7 separate regions of the Homo sapiens genome follow, and regions 1, 2, 3, 5, 6 and 7 are each linked to region 4. Evidence: chromatin contacts called from ENCODE Hi-C or POLR2A ChIA-PET data. All regions are on one chromosome and are shown on one strand. The core of a region is the stretch at or near the end of the contact, and the rest is flanking DNA. Distances in the headings are between cores, read along the strand shown. Region 1 has its middle 15 kb from the start of ZNF287. Region 2 overlaps TOM1L2 (target of myb1 like 2 membrane trafficking protein). Region 3 holds the start of DRG2 (developmentally regulated GTP binding protein 2). Region 4 holds the start of COPS3 (COP9 signalosome subunit 3). Region 5 holds the start of FLII (FLII actin remodeling protein). Region 6 holds the start of UBB (ubiquitin B). Region 7 holds the start of ALKBH5 (alkB homolog 5, RNA demethylase).

What was found. A loop is a pair of places that touch in the nucleus more often than their neighbours do. ChIA-PET counts read pairs that join two places held with the same protein, here RNA polymerase II (POLR2A). Pooled maps may share reads with other maps.
Region 1: a pooled map shows a loop between it and region 4 (21-fold over the local background). The contact joins the enhancer-like site here to the promoter of COPS3 in region 4. A Hi-C loop is called at or near these places in 1 of 37 single-sample maps with no recorded cell type and 6 of 50 pooled maps. POLR2A ChIA-PET finds 5 or more read pairs at or near these places in 1 of 52 experiments (AG04450).
Region 2: a pooled map shows a loop between it and region 4 (4-fold over the local background). The contact joins the enhancer-like site here to the promoter of COPS3 in region 4. A Hi-C loop is called at or near these places in 6 of 50 pooled maps. POLR2A ChIA-PET finds 5 or more read pairs at or near these places in 2 of 52 experiments (MCF 10A and WTC11).
Region 3: a map of CD4-positive, alpha-beta T cell shows a loop between it and region 4 (6-fold over the local background). The contact joins the promoter of DRG2 here to the promoter of COPS3 in region 4. A Hi-C loop is called at or near these places in 2 of 168 maps with a recorded cell type or tissue (CD4-positive, alpha-beta T cell and CD8-positive, alpha-beta T cell), 1 of 37 single-sample maps with no recorded cell type and 9 of 50 pooled maps. POLR2A ChIA-PET finds 5 or more read pairs at or near these places in 1 of 52 experiments (activated T-cell).
Region 5: a loop to region 4 is called in a map of B cell, with 18 times the contacts of the local background. The contact joins the promoter of FLII here to the promoter of COPS3 in region 4. A Hi-C loop is called at or near these places in 2 of 168 maps with a recorded cell type or tissue (B cell and naive thymus-derived CD4-positive, alpha-beta T cell) and 6 of 50 pooled maps.
Region 6: a pooled map shows a loop between it and region 4 (13-fold over the local background). The contact joins the promoter of UBB here to the promoter of COPS3 in region 4. A Hi-C loop is called at or near these places in 1 of 37 single-sample maps with no recorded cell type and 8 of 50 pooled maps. POLR2A ChIA-PET finds 5 or more read pairs at or near these places in 4 of 52 experiments (Panc1, RWPE1, activated naive CD4-positive, alpha-beta T cell and 1 more).
Region 7: a map of CD8-positive, alpha-beta T cell shows a loop between it and region 4 (19-fold over the local background). The contact joins the promoter of ALKBH5 here to the promoter of COPS3 in region 4. A Hi-C loop is called at or near these places in 5 of 168 maps with a recorded cell type or tissue (CD4-positive, alpha-beta T cell, CD8-positive, alpha-beta T cell, PC-9 and 2 more), 3 of 37 single-sample maps with no recorded cell type and 15 of 50 pooled maps.

Annotation. Positions count from the first base shown.
Region 1 is chr17:16,583,058-16,585,799 of GRCh38, reverse strand. No RefSeq gene overlaps it. Among named protein-coding and RNA genes, the nearest start is that of ZNF287, 15 kb to the right of the region's middle. Within about 2 kb of position 1,364, at least 8 of the 41 ENCODE cell types and tissues checked have a DNase peak (open chromatin) inside an H3K27ac peak, as active enhancers do.
Region 2 is chr17:17,957,292-17,960,011 of GRCh38, reverse strand. All of the region lies in intron 1 of TOM1L2 (target of myb1 like 2 membrane trafficking protein), which reads left to right. Among named protein-coding and RNA genes, the nearest start is that of TOM1L2, 14 kb to the left of the region's middle. RefSeq lists a silencer at 1,669-1,718. Within about 2 kb of position 1,436, at least 22 of the 41 ENCODE cell types and tissues checked have a DNase peak (open chromatin) inside an H3K27ac peak, as active enhancers do.
Region 3 is chr17:18,086,592-18,089,291 of GRCh38, reverse strand. DRG2 (developmentally regulated GTP binding protein 2) reads right to left here and starts at 1,344. Exons shown (of 13, transcript NM_001388.5): 1 at 1,205-1,344. The coding sequence starts at 1,268. RefSeq lists enhancers at 460-959, 917-966, 1,017-1,336, 960-1,461, 1,527-1,686.
Region 4 is chr17:17,279,984-17,282,683 of GRCh38, reverse strand. It overlaps COPS3 (COP9 signalosome subunit 3), which reads left to right and starts at 1,438. Exons shown (of 12, transcript NM_003653.4): 1 at 1,438-1,552. The coding sequence starts at 1,498. RefSeq lists enhancers at 1,241-1,340, 1,991-2,050 and a silencer at 1,561-1,800.
Region 5 is chr17:18,257,290-18,259,989 of GRCh38, reverse strand. FLII (FLII actin remodeling protein) reads left to right here and starts at 1,252. Exons shown (of 30, transcript NM_002018.4): 1 at 1,252-1,362. The coding sequence starts at 1,300. RefSeq lists silencers at 1,161-1,560, 1,571-1,710 and enhancers at 1,380-1,881, 1,881-1,960, 2,620-2,700.
Region 6 is chr17:16,379,789-16,382,488 of GRCh38, reverse strand. It overlaps UBB (ubiquitin B), which reads right to left and starts at 1,398. Exons shown (of 2, transcript NM_018955.4): 1 at 1,305-1,398; 2 at 1-587. The coding sequence starts at 581. RefSeq lists an enhancer at 1,419-1,698.
Region 7 is chr17:18,182,507-18,185,206 of GRCh38, reverse strand. ALKBH5 (alkB homolog 5, RNA demethylase) reads right to left here and starts at 1,379. Exons shown (of 4, transcript NM_017758.4): 1 at 194-1,379. The coding sequence starts at 963. RefSeq lists silencers at 502-653, 812-901, 982-1,281 and enhancers at 547-1,384, 1,492-1,731, 1,792-1,991.

The DNA.
Region 1 (2,742 bases), core at 115-2,614, 700 kb after region 4:
AGGGACTCACTTGATTGTGGCAGGGACATACAGGGTAGAGAGTGCTCAGGAATTATGAGCTGGGATTTTCCCATCTGTGTGGCACTGACAGGCAGAGCAACTGCAGTTGGACCACTTCCAGCCCAAACTAACAACACTGATCATATACCCATATATAAGTAATACATTTATATTTATATTTTTTAATGTATATATAATACAATGTATATCATATTGAATGAGGAGATACACTAGGCCAAAATCAAAAGCATTGTCGTGCAAATAGATTAGAAATTTCTATGCAACTCGCCCGGGCGTGGTGGCTCACACCTGTAATCCCAGCACTTTGGGAGGTAGAGGCGGGTGGATCACGAGGTCAGGGGTTCGAGACCAGCCTGACCAACATGGTGAAACCCCGTCTCTACTAAAAATACAAAAATTAGCTGGGCGTGGTGGCGGGCGCCTGTAATCCCAGGTACTCAGGAGGCTGAGGCAGGAGAATTGCTTGAACCCGGAAGGTGGAGGTTGCAGTGAGCCGAGATCATGCCACTGCACTCCAGCCTGGGAGACAGAGTAAGACTTTTGTCTCAAAAAAAAAAAAAAAAAAAAAATTCTGTGCAACTCATCAATATGGGATAATATTTTGAAACAAGTGGAAAATTAAATAAGCTTTCCAACAAAAAATTCTGACAAAAAAGAAGACCTGCATTGCCCTTGCTTACAACAAAGAAAAACAAAAATAAAAGTTTTTTTCTCTTGCAAAACATAATTTGCAAGTATGTTTAACGACAAACTTTTACAAGACAAGTGAATGTATTTTCCAATTTTGAAAATGAACAAAAAAGAAATGTAAAAAAAGTAATAATGTATAATCCGGGATGTTACGAGGAGATTACAGACATCCTAATTTCACCATTGGGTTGGAGATAGACACATTTTTCTTTCTTTTTTGTAGAGACGGGGTCTCGCTGTGTTGCCCAGGCTTGTCTGGAACTCCTGGGCTCAAGCGATCTTCCTCGGCTTCCCCAGGTGCAGGGGTCCCAGGCGTCAGCCCGCGCCCCGCCAGCGATAGACAAAATCAAACTGAACCTCCTCAGATGCTGAATATTCCGAAGTGGAAAGTTCGCTCAATGAACACACCTGATTTACAAAACTCAGCCACTGGCTCTGTACCATCTGTAACAACTTAAGCAATCAGTTAGAGCTGGTCCCTCCCTCCTCAGCCGTCACAGCTGTTTCCTCACAGAGGACGCGGCCCTGGATCGTCCGAAGCCGAAGCCGTGTGGCGCTTCCCGAGTGGGCTGAGAGGGAACGAAGCTGGTGTCCACTCCCAGGATGGGCGTCTGCAGCTGCAGACGGAACACGCATGCGCCTCACGCAGGGCAGAAAAGGCTTAGTCGGGCGCCCTCCTGCGGCTTCGGGGAGCTGCACAGGCACTTTGTACAGCACTCACTGTGCACGGTGATCCCGTGCCCCTCCCGGCGCCAATTCTCTGAAATTGACGCTGTCCCTTTCATGTGGGCTGATTTGCTGGCGTACATTGTTCGCAGTATTCTATTATGATCTCTTTTCTTTCTGTAACACCTATAGTAATGTTCCCACTCTCAACTCTAATTTCGTTATTTTGAAACTTCCCTCTTTTTCTTGGTCAGTCTAGGTAAATGTTTGTCAATTTTATCTTTTCAAAAAAAGAACTTTTGATTTTATGAAATCTGTCTACTGTTTTTCAATTGTCTGTTTCGTTTATCTACACTTTAATCTTTATTCTTTCTTTCCTTCTTCTAACTCCCGCAGTGGAGGGCAGGAGGCGAAGCCTAGGAGGCCACAGGGAAGGAACAGGACTTGAGATGGGACAAGTGAGGCCCTGCCTCTGCTGGGGACTGGAGAACCCCCGCTTCTACACCAGCTTCCGGTTGCATTCTACATTTTTCACCGTTACAGCGGGAATTTTCCAGAGCCCCTTTGAATTTTAAAATATGCTAAGCATCTAGCATTTCCACTGACCTTTTTTTTTTTTTTTTTTAGACAGTGTTTCTCTCTTTTTGCCCAGCTGGAGTACAATGGGTGCGATCACGGCTCACCGCAACCTCCGCTTCCCGGGTTCAAGCGATTCTCCTGCCTCATCTCCCGAGTAGCTGGGATTACAGGCGCCCGCCGCCACGCCCGGCTTATTTTTGTATTTTTAGTAGAAACGGGGTTTCACCATGTTGGCCAGGCTGGTCTCGAACTGCTGACCTCAGGTGATCCACCTTCCTTGGCCTCCCAAAATGCTGGGATTACAGGCGTGAGCCACTGTGCCCGGCAGGACCCTTCTTTTAATTAGTTCTATTAATTTACCTCCGTTTCCAACTGAAGAAATTATTGCCAGCTGAGAAACAGGTTCCAGCTGAGAAACAGGTTCCAAGACCACCATGTTTGCTTCAAGTATGAGTAACTAAAACATAAAAACAGGGTTACCTTGGCGGTAGACCCCCAGAGTTCAGGTCCTGACTCTGCCTCTACTCACTGACTTTGGCTAAGTCACGACATCTCTCTGAGCCTCCATTTCCTCATCTATAAACAAGACTAATGCCCTCAACCTATAACATAGAAGAAAATGCATTTATTGAATCAGTCTCATGACTTTGGGGACCTCACACCTCAGCACAGGCTAGAGAATATTTTGAGCCCATGTATCCTCACCTCTCAGTTATCTCGCTTTTCTTCTGGAAGGTAGCCTTGAGCCCTGGTGCTCTCAAGAGCTAGGCTAAGGCTACATCTGTC
Region 2 (2,720 bases), core at 187-2,686, 680 kb before region 4:
GGCACTTCTTAGTAATGGAAGACCTGTGTATTTTACTTTCTCTTTGGATTTGCCTTAGAACTACAGTGATGGATGGAGGAAAAGACGGAATTTAAACACATGCTAAATTGTCTAACTGACCAACTTGCTTTTAAGACATCACCAGCTGCTCTTTTAATCATTAATGAAGCATAAGCCTTGTAGTCTGGGAGGCATGTCAAAAATTCTGTTTCGGGTTTTGGTTTAAAATTGAGTGTAATGGAGAGAGACTGATTCTTTCATCTCAGAGAATTGGGCTGTCTTTGAGAGCTGGGGACAAGAACTGGGTCCTGTAATAGGACACTGTGGAGTTTTTTTTGCTGCTCCTCAAAGGAGAAATCACACAGATTTCTGGCACGTCATTAGTCGAAATAGGAAATGAGGCCTGAGAAATGATGTTGCTTGGGGTTTGAAAGCTGAATTTGCTAGTGGCTTCCAGAGAGCGAGAGTCTCCTATGCTAACTGTGGAAATTCTTAAACCAGCAATTCAAAGAATCAGAAGACTCTAGTTGAAAGGGTCTTAGTGGTATTTGGTCCAACCCTCTAATTTTTGCAGGTTGTGGAAACAAGGCCAGAGAGGGTGTCTGTGATGTATGACATTTCTGACAGCAAATGTGCAGGGATTTTTTTGTTGTTTTTGTCTTTTTTCTGATATCAAATGGATGTCCTACAATTGAATTCAGTTTTGACACTAACTACCTGGAGCTGGTGCGGACCCCAGAGGTTAAGGGCTCAGTCCCACAAGACTGCCCCCACTTCACATGCCAGTCACAAGTTCCTGGTTACCATCTGTACTTCCCATGACCGGCTATAAATTGGGGATTCCCGTGATGCCTTCCCCATGTTTGATCATATGCTTGAATGGCTCACAAAATTCAGGACAACACTTTACTTACATTTTCGTGACAAAGGATATAACTCAGCAACAGCCAAATGGAAGAGATTCATCGGGCAAGGTGTGGGGAAGGGGCAGAGAACTTCTGTGCCAGCCTCCCAGCACCTTTATGTGTTCAACTTGGAAGTTCTTTGAACCCCATCGTTTAGGGGTATTAATGGAGGTTTCATTATGTGGGCATGAGTGATTAAATCTGGCCATTGGTGAATAACTCAACCTCTAGTCCCTCTCCCCTTTCCGGAGGTAAGGTGGGATGAGGGTACGGCTAAAAGTTCCAACACTGAAATGTACCTTGGTCTTTCTGGCTAGGGAGCCCCAATCTCATTAGCATACAAAAGACACTTATCTCTCAGGAGATTCCAGGGGTTTTGGGTGAGGTGTGCCAGGAACCTGGACAAAGACCAAATATATATTTCTTACTGTATCACAGTAGGAGACTTGCCAAGGTCCCACAGTGACTCAGTTTTATGACTCTTACATGTCTTCCTATTTAGCTCACAGCCTCTTGCCAGTCATTTAGATATTTGTATATGGGCAGGGAGGGTAAGCATGGGGTAGTAAGTCTGTCATTTTAATGGAGTGGAAATTTTCAACTCAGCCTCATGAAGGTAAATACATTTTATTGTTTGAAAGTTAGTCTCCTGTTTTTGACTGGGCTTGGTTGGGGGTACTATTTAGCTCTAGATTTGATGGTTTAAATGAAATTAGCTCATAAAATCACCAATGGTCTTCTGTTTTATCTACTTTTTCTGGCACTGGTCCAGACCAGAGAAACCAATCCCAGGCTAGGACTGGGAAAGTCTGGGACTGTTCACTGCTCTGCTGCTGATTTGCTGTGAGACTTTGGGTGGGGCACATCCTGTCAGTTACTCATTTGAAGAGCATGGTTTGTTCGTTCGTTTGTTTTGAAGAACAGAGGTTGAACAAGCTTTCCAAGTTCATTTCAGACCTAAAGCTTAAGGCCCAAATCAAAGTGGCTTTTAGTTTTTCTTTTCTTTTTTTTTTTTTTGAGACAGAGTCTTGCTCTGTTGCCCAGGCTGGAGTGCAGTGGCACAATCTCGACTTACTGCAAGCTCCACCTCCTGGGTTCACACCATTCTCCTGCCTCAGCCTGCTGAATAGCTAGGACTACAGGCGCCCACCACCACGCCCGGCTAATTTTTTGTATTTTTAGTAGAGACGGGGTTTCACCGTGTTAGCCAGGATGGTCTTGATCTCCGGACCTCATGATCCGCCCACCTCGGCCTGGGATTACAGTCGTGAGCCACCACGCCTGGCCTAGTTTTTCTTAAGACTTACAGCTTTCCATAAGAGACTGTACATACCTATGAATCATATGTGTGTGTACGTGTGTGTGTGTATAGCCTGTGATATGTAAGTATATACACACATGTAAATACATGCACACAGGTAAATATATACATATACATATTTTATATATATTTTATATAAATATGTTATACTTTATATATATTTTGTGTAAATGTATATATATTTGCCTTCTAATGATTTTCACTGAGGTAGTTTACTTGTAGTAAAATGCATACATTTTGTTATAATTTTGACACATGCTTACATGTTGTCACCTTACCCCATCAAGATACGCACTGTCAACCTCACCCCAGAAAGCTCCCTCAGGTCCCTTCCCAGTTAATCCTCTCCTCCAACACACTGCAGAGGGAACCACTGATCTTTTATCTCTTCTAGAAGTTCATGAGTGGAGTCATACAGTATATGCTCTTTTGTGTTGAATCCCAGTGATATTTTGAAGAAGAATCATATGCATTGTTTTCTCTACCTGCCATTT
Region 3 (2,700 bases), core at 95-2,594, 810 kb before region 4:
GTGGCACGTGCCTGTAATCCCAGCTATTTGGAGGCTGAGGCAGGAGAATCGCTTGAACCTGGGAGGCAGAGGTTGCAGTGAGCCCAGATGGCACCACTGCACTCTAGCCTGGGTGACAGAACAAGACTGTCTCAAACAAACAAACAAAAAAGATTTACAGAAGGAATGAGTCATAGAGGGCCCTCAACTCCTTGGCCTTCAAACCTAAATGGAACCAAGGGAGGGCAGACACTGGGACCAGCTATCTAGTGTTGCTTGCTTCCTGCTCCCACAAGCCTGAATGGCTAGCCACTAGCCTGGCCAATTGCATCTCCCATTACTCTTCCATAACCCCCTTCTGATCTAGATTGTTCTCACTGTCCCATGAACATACCATGCTCACTCCCATGTCTTTGTCTCAGCAGTGGCCCCCACCTGGGATACCCTTCCAACAACCAGCTCAAGTCCCACTTTGTCCTGGTGTCATCGTTCTCTCCTCACCTCTCTTCTGTGAGCTCCTCCAGCCCTTACATTCTAAAGTCCAGATTTGAGGCTTCATTATGTATTATCTATGTTGGGGTGTTTACTTTAAATACTGAGTGCTCACCATGTGCCCAGTGCTTTGTAAAGGCCATCTAATTTAACTCAGCTGTGTACTAAGATGGAGCAGGGGAGTATTACCCCATTTACAGATGAGGACACTGAGACTCCAAGAAATGAAGTGACTTTCCAATGTTTTACAGAAGGTACGTGGTGGACCTGGGGCTCAAACCCAGGCCTTCCAGACTCCAGAGTCCTGATTCCCTTGCTCCAATGGGCTCTCAGCTGCTGGGTGAGGCTGTTCCTGAGAGGTCTCCTCTTGCACTTCCCAAAACAACAGAGTAGACCCAGGCCCCAGGCCCAGCCATCAGGAGACTGAGGTTTGAACCCCAGCTCCGCCTCTCTCTGGGTCAGATGCTTGCTCTGTGAGCTGGGACTACTCTACTCGGGCACACGGTCTGGGACTGACCAGATCTCTTGGGGTACGTTTGCAGTCAGACCTGGGCGTGAGACCCGCTCCCGCCTGGCCCTGCCTTGGGCGCGCAGGGCGGCCTCGGCACTTGTCTGGCAACTTCTCCGCGGCCTCGGATCTTGCCCCAGCATTACTGCTGGAGTTGTTCCCCCATTTTACAGACAGGAAAACTGAGGCAGGCAGAAAGGAAGGCCCCGCCCGGCCGGCCCTCACCCTTGTTCTTCTGTGTCCGAGCGATCTCCTTCTCGATCTCCGAGATCTTCTCTAAGATCCCCATGGTAGCAGCAGAGGTGGGCGCACAGACAGCGGTGGCGGCGGCACCGGCAATTCCGGTCTGACGGCGGCGACAGAGTAGCGTGCGCCCGGAAGCCAAAGAGAACAGCGTTCTCGTGGGCGCCTGGTGCTCCAGGATTCAGAGTCCGGGCGAGCCAAGTGCCAGACACTATCGGTTCCGCCCGCTGGGCCGGCCAGGCTGCGGACCTCTGGAAAGAGCCGGGGCGGGGCCGGGCCATGCTGTACTGGCCCACGGCTGCGGCTGGCAGGAGCAAGCAAGGAAGAGAGGGAATCTGCCCGTGTTGAACTCTGAACTGCGGGTCCCTGAGCGCAGCTGACTGGCAGTGTAAGGAAAAGGGGCTGAGCCGAAAGCCTAGTGGCTTTCATTTTATACTATAAATGGAGGTGTCCAATCTTTTGGCTTCTCTGGGCCACATTGGAAGAATTGTCTTGGGCCACACGTAAAATACACCAACACTAACGATAGCTGATGAGCTTAAAAAAAAATCGCCAAAAAAACCCTCAATGTTTTGGCCGGGCGCGGTGGCTCACGCCTGTAATCCCAGCACTTTGGAAGGCCGAGACGGGCGGATCACCTGAGGTTGGGAGTTCGAGACCAGCCTGACCAACATGGAGAAACCCATGTCTACTAAAAATACAAAATTAGCCGGGCGTGGTGGCGCGCGCCTATAATCCCAGCTACTGGGAAGGCTGAGGCAGGAGAATTGCTTGAACCCGGGAGGCGGAGGTTGCGGTGAGTGGAGATTGCGCGCCATTGCACTCCAGCCTGGGCAACAAGAGCGAAACTCCATCTCAAAAAACAAACAAACAAAAAACCTCAGTTTTTTTTTCTTTGTTTTAGTTTTGTTTTTTTGAGACGGAGTCTCACTTTGTCATCCAGGCTGTAGTTCAGTGGTGTGATCTTGGCTCACCGCAACCTCCGACTCCTGGGTTCAAGTGATTCTCCTGCCTCAGCCTCCCAAGTAGTTGGGATTACAGGCGCGTGCCACCACACTCGGCTAATTTTTGTATTTTTAGTAGAGACGAGGTTTCACCATGTTGGCCAGGCTGGTCACGAACTCCTGACCTCAAGTGATCTGCCTGCCTCAGCCTCACAAAGTGCTGGGATTACAGGCGTGAGCCGCTGTGCCCTGCCTAAATTTCATAATGTTTTAAGAAAGTTTACGAATTTGTGTTTGGCCACATTCAAAGTGGTCCTGGGCCACATGTGGCTGCAGACCTCAGGTGGGACAAGCTTGAAGAGGTTCAAAATGGATCCCCAAGATGCTGCCACTGCACTCCAGCATGGGCAACAGAGCGAGAACCTGTCTCAAGAAAAAAAAAGTGGATCCCCATACCACCTTTTTTTTTTTTTTTTTTTTTTTGAGACAGGGTCTCACTTGATCACCCAGGCTGGTGTGCAGTGGCGTGATCAC
Region 4 (2,700 bases), core at 189-2,688:
TCCTATGCTGGGCCCTAAAGGGGAACCAAGGTTAGTAAGAGAAATGCTTGACCTTAAGGAACTCCATGCCAGTTAGAAGCAATGGATCCGTAAACCAAAAGTATCTGAGACCAGTCTCAATCGAGAAAGTTTATATTGCCAAGGTGAAGGATGCGATGATAACACGGCCTCAGGAGCTCCTCAGGACATGTGCCCAAGGTGCGGGTACAGTTTGGTTTTATACATTTTAGGGAGACATGAGTCATCGATCAATACATGTAAGATGTACGTTGGTTAGGATCGGAAAGACGGGCTAACTCGGGGCAGTGGGGGGCTTCTACCTTATAGGTAGACTTAAAGATTTTTTGATTGGTAATTGGTTGAAAGAGTTATTATCTAAAGACCTGGAAGTAAATAGAAAGAAATATCTGGGTTATGATTATAAGGGGTTGTGGAGACCAAGGTTTTATCATGCAGATGAGGCTTCCAGGTAGCCTGCTATTCAGACAGAATAGATTGTAAATATTTCTTATCAGTCTTGAGTCTACCAGTCTTAAGGTCTCTGTGTTGATGTTTGTGAGGCATGTCTGACTACCACTTCCCATCATGGCCTGAACTAGTTTTTCAGGATAAATTGGAATGTCCTTGGCTTCAGATAGGGTCCACCAGTCAGTTGGGGGGCTTAGACTTTTATTTTTGGTTTACAGATATCACATGGACTATAGAGACACATTTCTGTAACAGAGTAGAAGTGCAACATGAGAAGAACAAAGTGCTTTAGGCGACAAGCGGAGGAGGGAGACATCAATCCCAGATGGGAAAAATCAATTCACTTTCTGTGTGTGGTGTTACTTATTTATTTATTTTTTGCAGGGAAGGGATCGATTCATTCAACGTACACCTTGAATGAATAACTATAGTTCTCCCTACGTCCTATGCACTGTCCTAAGTGTTTTACGTGGTTAAGGACACTAAGATTTTACAGATGGGGAAAACAATGCACACGACAGTCAAGTGACCCGCTCAACGTCACACAGCTACTAAGTGGTAGAAAAGGCAGTTGAACCCAGGCTGCTTGGCTCCAGAGTCTAATATCACGGGGAAAACCTCACGGGAGACGTGGCAACGAAGTTGTGCTTCATTGAAGTATCTGTCCAGGTGGAAAACCGCAGGGCCTCTCTAGCAAAATCCAGAACCAGAAAATACTTGCTTAATTATGAGTTTCCTTCCTTCTTTTGCCCACTATCCCCATTTAACCTGCGGAGGGATTTCAGAAGTGCAGTGAATAAAGATGCAGGGGACTATGGAACACTAATTTCCGGCTACGGCGAATTCAGGCTGTTTCCATGGAAACAGTAACGGGTGGGCAGCTAGGTATAGTCTCGCGGTGCTTGAACCAGCGGAAGTGACGTCGCCGCTCGCGAGGACCTCAGGTGGATCGCCGCGGCCCCTCCTCCCAGAGCGGCAGCCTTTTCCCGCGCGTGCTGCCTTCGCCGCTCGGGCCGCCCGGGGGAAAACATGGCGTCTGCCCTGGAGCAGTTCGTGAACAGTGTCCGACAGCTCTCAGCTCAAGGTAACGCCCTAGGCCGCCGGGCTGGGCATGGGCGGGTACCGGGAACTGGCCTGGATCCCCAGGCGCCAGCACGGACGGCTGGAACAGCCCTTTTAGTCCTGAGACTCTTCTCCGGGGCCGGGCTTGGGGTTGCGGCGTTTAGATCAGGGCAGGATCGAGCGCGGCCGAGTGTAGGCAGCCCCCTCGCGCTCCGCTGTCCTCGCCGGCCGGCCTCCCCTCCCTCGGGCCGCCGGGAGCCCCCTCCCCCCGGCCTGGGCCCCTTCCACCGGGCGCTTTGCTTGACAGTTTGGGGGCGTGACTTCCGCCAGGAGCCATCTCGGGCGACTATTGGTTCCTTCTGTCTCTCTTGCCTTCGGTGATTGGCGCACCGCCATGTCATCTTTGCCGCCGATCCGCAGCTTGCTGACTAGGCCGCCGGGAGCGGGCGGGAGGCGAGTCCGTTCTGGGTGTCTTGGCTCTATGGCTCGCCTCTGCCAGCTCCTCCGCTGCCAGGCGGCGCACGCTCGGGAACCTGTGCGCCTATTTTGGTCCTACAGAATGCTGCGGAAGCTCTCGCTCGTAGGACTCCATTTCTTCTTCTTTGTTTTTTTTTAGCCGAGGCTGGAGTGCAGTGGCGCGATCTCGGCTCACTGCAACCTCAGCCTCCCGGCTTCAAGCGATTCTCCTGTCTCAGCCTCCCGAGTAGCTGAGATTACAGGCGCCCGCCAGCTCACACGGCTTTTTTTTTTTTTGAGACGGAGTCTCACTGTCTCCCAGGCTGGAGTGCAGTGGCGCGGTCTCGGCTCACCTCAACCTTCGCCTTCGAGGTTCAAGCGATTCTCCTGTCTCAGCCTCCCGAGTAGCTGGGATTACAGGCGCCTGCCCGGCTAATTTTTGTATTTTTAGTAGAGACAGGGTTTCACCATGTTGGCCTGGCTGGTCTCGAACCTTGATCTCAGGTGATCCACTGGCCTCGGCCTCCCAAAGTGCTGGGATTACAGGCATGAGCCACCGCGGCCAGCCCACGCGGCTAATTTTTTCGTATTTTTAATAGAGATGGGGTTTTTACCATGTTGGCCAAGCTGGTTTCGAACTCCTCACCTGAAGTGATCCGCCCACCTCGGCCTCCCAAAGTGCTAGGATTACAGGCGTGAGCCACTGCGCCCGGC
Region 5 (2,700 bases), core at 3-2,502, 980 kb before region 4:
CTCTTCTGGAGCCTCCCTTTGTAGGGGGGTACGAGCACAGGGGTGCTGACACTAAGTGGGAATAATAACCTGGCGCACAAAACAAAACAAAACGGAATAATAACCTGCCACTCACTGAGCGCCTGCTGTATGCTGCGAGCTACACGTGCATTCTTTGTTAATTTGCTCATGGTGACAACCTTAGAAAGTATTTTACAAATGAGGAAACTGGGTAGGGCGCGGTGGCTCACGCCTGTCATCCCAACACTCTGAGAAGCTGATACCAGAGGATCACTTGAGGCCAGGAGATCAAGACCAGCCTGGGCAACATAGCAAGCACCCCGTGTCTACAAAAAGTATAAATAAGGCCGGGCGCGGTGGCTCACGCCTGTAATCCCAGCACTTTGGGAGGCCGAGGCGGTTGGATCACGAGGTCAGAAGATCGAGACCATCCTGGCTAACACGGTGAAACCCCGTCTCTACTAAAAATACAAAAAAAAAAAAAAAAAAAATTAGCCGGGCGTAGTGGCGGGTGCCTGTAGTCCCAGCTACCCGGGAGGCTGAGGCAGGAGAATGGCGTGAACCCGGGAGGCGGAGGTTGCAGTGAGCCGAGACTGCGCCACTGCACTCCAGCCTGGGCGACAGAGCGAGACTCTGTCTCAAAAAAAATAAAAAATAAATAAAATAAATAAATTTAGCCAGGTGTGGTGGCCTGCGCCTATAATCCCAGGTAGTCGGGAGGCTGAGCCCAGGAGTTCGAGGCTGCAGTGAGCTATGATCACACCACTGCACTCCAGCCTGGGCAGCAGAGCAAGAAGACCCTGTCTCAACAAAACAAAAACAACACATGAGGAAACTAAGTCCAGAAGCAGGAGAGCTAGGACCCGAGGATCCAGGTGTCTCACTACCACCGGTCAGCCAAGTACAGGCACTTCCTGGGCCTCTGCGCCCCGGGGCCGAGGTTTAGAATCTCTCTGAGGTCAGGGCCAGCTTCATGTGCTGCAGCAGCGCAGGTGACGGTGCCTCGACCAGCGGCCGTTACGGCCCCTGCCCTGGGGCGCTGGGACTTAAGCCTGGAGATCGTGGAAGCCTCCAACTCCAGCACAGGGGGGGCCCGCACTCCTTGGTGCCTCCGCAGTCTTCGAACAGACGGGGAAACTGAGGCCCTAAGAGGCCTAAAGCCTACACTTCCCCGCGGAATGCGGCGGGCGCGGGCGGGTTAAAGGGGCGGGGCCGGCGCTGGCCCAGCCCGCGGCTCCCCCCAGCGCCCTCGCCCCGGCGCTCCCTAGCCCGGCGCGGCCCGGCAGCGAGAGCGGCGCCATGGAGGCCACCGGGGTGCTGCCGTTCGTGCGTGGCGTGGACCTCAGCGGCAACGACTTCAAGGTGAGCCGGGCCGGGCGCGTGCCGGGCCTCCCTGCAGGCCTTCTCTTCCGCCCGGCCCGCTTGGCCTCCGCTTCCTGTCCCGCTCGGCTCCAGGCCCTGCGTGTCCCAGGGACTGCGGCCGGGGCGGGGTGGGGCTCTCCCCTGGCCAGGAATGGACCTCCGAGGCCTCCGCCCAGTGCCTGTACGGGGAGACCGAGGCTGGGCAGGCCGGGGACGGACGCTTGGGCTCGGAGTCCCGCCGGGGGCCCGGCCGGGAGCCCCCACCCCGCGTCCGTGTTCTCGGTCTAGGCTGGATGGTGGCCTGGGGATCGGGCGAGCCTCCCCGCCCCTCTGAGGTCACACGCCCAAGCCAGGCCCTGACTCAGGGATGGCTGCCCGGCTGCCCAGGGGCGGGTGTGGAGCCGACTCATCACTGCCCTCTCCCCGCCACCGCCACCCGCCATACTGTGTGATCCTGGGCCTCTCAGATCACTTCCCCTCTCAGAGCCTAGGCTTTCTCAGCCGGTGAAGGGGCTTAAAAGTCTCCTCCTTGGACGCAAGGAGTATAGTGAGATTTGTTGGTGTGGAGAGTGTGTCAGGCCGGTGTGCCAGGTGCTGGGTGGCAGTTGTCTGAGCAGCTGCTGGACTGAGAGAAAAGGGACCGGAGCCCAGCCCTCCGCAGCCAGTGGGTGGGGCGGCGGGGTGGTTCCAGGACTCAAGAATGAGACAGGCATTGCCTGACCAAAGGGGAAGCAGAGAAAGAGAGGGAGGGAGAGCTGGCTGGAGGGTCAGCCTCACCTTCAGGGTGGGTGACTGGCAGGGTCGGCCTGGGTTGTTGGTCTGGGGCTGGGGCCGAGGAGGCAGGTTTTTCCTGCGTTTACCTGCCTGTGTACACACCTTTGACCCCAAGTACAAGTGGCTACACCACTTTTCCCTGACCCCATCCCCACCACCCTAACCTGGGGTCCCCGTTCCTCTTTGCTGAACTGGGAGAGTCCGAGTCACCAGCTGGGAATGTGGCGCTAGGGGGAAAGGAATATCAGCCGCAGGCACTGAAGGCACCTACTGCCCCAGACTTGGTGCCACAAGGGCTGGAGGTGCCGAGGTGGGCGTTCACACACCAGGGGAGTGCAGTGATGCTGGCCTGCCCTGCAGGGTGGGGAGCCACGGTCTCCGCAAGCAAGGGTTTGACCCTGGCCGTGAGTTGCCAGTGTGCTGATGGCAGGATGAGGGCACAGGTGGCGCCTTTGCAAAGGCTTGGAAGGGGGATCCCCCACCCCAGGCAGCCAGTCAGAGTGTGGAATGCTAGGTGAAGGAATTTGAGCCGAGCTAACCACAGAGCCGGATGCTGGGCTTTCA
Region 6 (2,700 bases), core at 149-2,648, 900 kb after region 4:
CTCTGCTGGTCGGGGGGGATGCCTTCTTTATCTTGGATCTTGGCCTTCACATTTTCGATGGTGTCACTGGGCTCCACCTCCAGAGTGATGGTCTTGCCGGTCAGGGTCTTCACGAAGATCTGCATACCACCTCTCAGACGCAGGACCAGGTGCAGGGTCGACTCCTTCTGGATGTTGTAGTCAGAAAGAGTGCGGCCATCTTCCAGCTGCTTGCCTGCAAAGATGAGCCTCTGCTGGTCGGGAGGGATGCCTTCTTTATCCTGGATCTTGGCCTTCACATTTTCGATGGTGTCACTGGGCTCCACTTCCAGGGTGATGGTCTTGCCGGTCAGGGTCTTCACGAAGATCTGCATACCACCTCTCAGACGCAGGACCAGGTGCAGGGTCGACTCCTTCTGGATGTTGTAGTCAGAAAGAGTACGGCCATCTTCCAGCTGCTTGCCTGCAAAGATGAGCCTCTGCTGGTCGGGGGGAATGCCTTCCTTATCCTGGATCTTGGCCTTCACATTTTCGATGGTGTCACTGGGCTCCACCTCAAGGGTGATGGTCTTGCCGGTAAGGGTTTTCACGAAGATCTGCATTTTGACCTAGTTTAAAAGTAAAACATAAGCGTGTCACCTCAGGATCATTGTATTTCTTGCTTTTACACCTAATATTCTTCAAAATTAGCAACTATTCCTTCAAAATGCCTTAAATACGTTAATATTCCGCAAGCCTCCCCTCAATTTTACAAGGCTAAGTCACTTAATACGAAATTCGTCATTCAAGGTTTCAACGTCAACAGCGGAAAATCCAGAGCGCTCTCTTACCAAGCGTCCACAGCTTTCCCCACTAACTGTTCCGGATATTCAAACTCCCCCGACCGAACTCCAATCTGCCTCAAACCTAAGCACGGTGTTAGGCAAACTGAAAACAAAACCAAACCCACAAGACTCGCGAAATAAAAATCCCATTGAAACACAAGAAGGGGCACCTTTCTCACACTGGGATTCCAAAGTAAAGGCTTCCAGAAACCACACAAACTACCTCTTTTCCGCCTTCCCCGCGAAGTAAACTCGACAGAATCGCCGATCGGTTAGGCGTCCGTTAGTTTCCGTCAACGCGCGCGCGCGCCAACCGCCCTCGCCCCCCTCAGGTCAACAAGGCCCACTGTCCCGGAAAGGCCCAGCGCCGCGTCACCTCGCCCTCCCCTCCCCCACGCCCTCCCCTCAGCGGCCCACCCAACCCCAAGAAGCCTCCACCTTGACCTCACCCATTCCCCCCTCTCACACCCCCCCAAGGTCGTTACGGCTGCGGGCCAGTACCTGTTAGCGGATACCAGGATCCTGCCAATCACCAACCACGTCCACCCACAGGGACACAAACAAGCTCACCCAACAAAGCCAACCGCCCCTAAATGCTCCGGGCTGGCGGAGCGCAAATTTATGCAACGAGTGTTGCGTCACTTATCACCCCTCACGTAGACGCCGTCTCCGTGCGCCGCTGAAAGTAGTTCGCCGCGCCCAACCTCCCGAGAGGCAGTTTAGGCTTTTCAACTGAGCCCCAAATTCCTCATAGCCGTAAGAAAGGCTCCTAAAAAATTATTTCCCTTCTCCTCTATGCGCTTCTCTTCCTTCTTTAGGAAAATATAAGAAAATTATCAGGCGGATGAATTTGAGTTGAAGAAACCTTCCTCGAAAGCTCTGGAAACTTCCTTGCAGCGCCGGCACTGATTGGTTAGGCCTGCGAAGGCGAGGTCGGCGCTGATTGGTGGGGGACGCGGTGGCTCTGTTGTTGCTGGGCTCCACCTGGGGTGGCTTAGCGCCGAGGTTGCTAAGTAACTGAGCGCGCGTGCGCCGCACAGGCGCGCCGTCCTGAAAGAGGGTATTTCCGGCGGGAGAAGGAGGGGGGGTCTTTCCTTTTTTTTCTTGAGACGGAGTTTCGCTCTTGTTTCCCAGGCTGGAGTGCAATGGCGCGATCTCGGCTCATCGCAACCTCCGCCTCCCGGGTTCAAGCGATTCTCCTGCCTCAGCCTCCCAAGTAGCTGGGATTACAGGCATGCGCCACCACGTCCGGCTAATTTTTTGTATTTTTAGTAGAGACGGGGGTTTCACCATGTTTGTCAGGCTGGTCTCGAACTCCTGACCTCAGGTAATCCACCCGCCTCGGCCTGCCAAAGTGGGCCGCCGCGCCTCAGAAGCGGGACGGCGTGGCACCCGATATCGAGACACCTGATGGTGATTGTGAAGCACAATTCCCTCTCCCATGTTTTAAAAACGCGCGCCCCTGGCCGGGCGCGGAGGCTCACGCCTGTAATCCCAGCACTTTGGGAGGCCGAGGCGGGTGGATCATGAGGTCAGGGGTTCAAGACCAGCCTGGCCAAGGTGGTGAAACCCCGTCTCTACTAAAAATACAAAAAAATTAGCCGGGCGTGGTGGCGGGCGCCTGTAATCCCAGCTACTTGGGAGGCTGAGGCAGATAATTGCTTGAACCTAGGAGGCAGAGATTGCAGTGGGCCGAGAATGTGCCACTGCATTCCAGTCTGGCGACAGAGTGAGACTCTGTCTCAACAAACAGACAAACAAAAAACACGAGCCCCTCATACACTGGCCAGTTGTTTTTGCTTTTTTGTGACAAAGTCTGGCTGTGTCCCCAGGCTGGTGTGCAGTGGTGTGATCACCGTTCACTGCAGCCTTGACCTCCAGGGCTCAAGTTATCCTG
Region 7 (2,700 bases), core at 130-2,629, 900 kb before region 4:
CACATCGGTTCCCTATTTTCTTGCTATAGGTATCTTAAACACAAAACCCTTCTCTCGCTCCCTACAATCTACAAACAGAAGAACTGGTCAGAACTGTAAAAAACGCAGACTCCTACGGGCTGCTGCTTTCTGGGCCAGGGTGGGTAGCTAAGGCAGCAGGCGCAGGGCCGCCCCCTCCACCCGGGTGGGTTACCTGAGCACAGTCACGCTTCCCCTGCGCACCGGCAGGGAAAGCACTGGTTCCGACACCCGAATAGGCTTGAACTGGAACTTGCAGCCGAAGCACAGCGCAGAGTCGCTAAAGAAGGACACGGACACGATGGGGCGCTCGAAGATGTGGATGGGGTCCACGTGAGACACGATGCAGCCGCCGGGCTGGTAGTCGTTGATGACGGCGCTGTTGACGAAGCCCTCGGGGATGACGCGGTGCTCCACCAGCTTTTGGATCACCAGCTGGTGCACCCACTCGGGGATCTCGTCCACGTCGCCCGGCGGGTAGAGGCGCTCCTGGCCGGGCCCGCGCTTCTGCAGCTGGGCGCCGTAAGTGTAGCCTTCGCCGAAGAAGTACTTGTTGCGCAGTGGGGCCCGGTCCACCGTGTGCTCGTTGTACAGGCCCTTCTCAGCGCGGGACACCACCTCGTCAATGCGGGCCTCGATCTTGGCGCACTCGTCCTGGCTGAAGAGGCGCATCTGGCGGATGCCGCTCTTCACCTTGCGCGCCTCCTCCTCCTTCTGCAGCTGCTGCTCCTCATAGTCGCTGCGCTCGGGGTCCGAGTCCTCCTGATACTTGCGCTTGGCCCCGGACACAGGGTAAGGTTCGGCGGCAGCGGCGGCTGCGGCTGCGGCGGCTACGGCGGCTGCGGCAGCGGCGGCGGCCTCCCGGCTGCCCGCCTTATAGTTGTCCCGGGACGTCATGGACTTGAGCTTCTCACGCAGGTCCGTGTAGCCGCTGGCGGCCGCCATGGCCCCCACGACGCTGCTCTAGGGTCCTCCGGGGCGGGCGGGGCAGCCGGGCATGGCTCTAAGGGGACGCGCCCCGGGGCCCCCGGAGGGAGGGGGGTCCTTAGCGCCGAACCCCCATGCGTGAGTGGGGGACCCGGCGGGGGGCGTCGAGGGTCCGGGCGTGGGGTAGGGCCTCAGGAGCGGCGGGTCATGCAACGGTGGCGACAACGGGGCTTCTTCCTCCTCCACCTTCTCCACGTCCCGCGGGGCAGGGGCGCCGGCAGCGCCTCATGCCGCGGAGGGCTGCTGCGGAGACGCGGCCCGACTCCCGACCAGACCCTCGGACGCCCGGCCCGGCCCGCACTTTAAAGCTCTCCGCACGACGTCACGGGCAGCCAGCCCGACGTCCGCCAGCGCCGCTCCTTAGCGGGCTCCTCACCGCGCACGCGCAGTGCTGCCGGCCACCGCGGCTCCGCGCGCTACGGGCATGCGCGTGCGTGCAGGCCGGGTCGGCAGAGGCGCCGGCGCAAGCGCAGACAGGAACCGCTTGCCGTCCGCCGCCCCTCCCCCACTCTCTGAGGGGCTTCAAGGGAACGCTCTCAAATAGCAACCTGTCTTCACGCCGCGCCGCCTCCAGGACCGAAGGGCTCCCTCTACAGGGGTGCGCTCATATTGCCAACAGTGTCGCCGTGCCGCGTCACGGCATCGTCCGAACGCCCGCAGACGCCTCAACCCCAGGGCGCATTCACCAGGGAACCGCCACAACGTAGGCCGCTCCGTTACCTCCCCCTTTGGCGCTTCCACTTCTTTAATTGGGCCGTGGGCCACGCGCCGGGCAGGCCCTGACTGGAGTTTCCGGAAGTCGGTTGGTAATCATGCGTGTCAATCAGGCAGTCTCCTTAGCTACTGTGTCCGTCACTTAATTAGCGGCTGGGCGAGCAGCGAGGACCCCTAAAGGAGAAATGGGTGGTTAAATAAGTGCCTGAATGGAGACTCCACCTGAGTAAAGCCCTTAGAACGCCTAAGGAAACTTCTGAAACCCGCGAAAACTTCTCAGACTGCGGGACCTGCAGCACCCGGCCCCAGTTCTGAACCCAGATAGGAACGTCCGGCAGAAGCCAGACGCGCGTTGTCGGGGTACAAGCCAGCCTGCCGCCGCTGCCGCCGCCGCCCGGAGCGGACGTTTCACGAGTCACGTCCCGGTGACGGCGAGCGTGGGGGCGCGCTGGGGTTGGCGTCGAGCCTCCTTGGTGCTGGAGATGGGCGTGGGGGCACCTCCTACGGGGACTCTGGAAGAAAACTCCAGGAAACGAACGGGCGCAAGGCTAAGGCTAAGCTATAGATAATGACTACAGTCAATTCAAAAAAGTTTTGAAGCAGTCAGCAAAGGCGTTGCCGGGCGCGGGGCCTCACGCCTGTAATCCCAGCACTTTGCGAGGCCAAGGCGGGCGGATCACTTGAGCCCAGGAGTTTGAGACCAGCCTGGCCAACATGGCAACCCCATCTCTACAATAAAATTTTTAAAAATGAACTGGGCGTGGTGGCGCGCGCCTATGGTCCTAGCTACTCAGGAGGCTGAGGTGGGAGGATCCCTTGAGCCCAGGGGATTGAGGCTGCAGAGAGCCGAGCTGGCGCCACTGCACTCCGGCCTGGGCGACAGAGCTGCAAAACAAAACAAAAAGGCGTAGCCGTGCAGGATGCACTGGAGGGCTCCAACAAATGGGGGTCGGGGGGGATCTGCTGGAAAATCTCCCATGT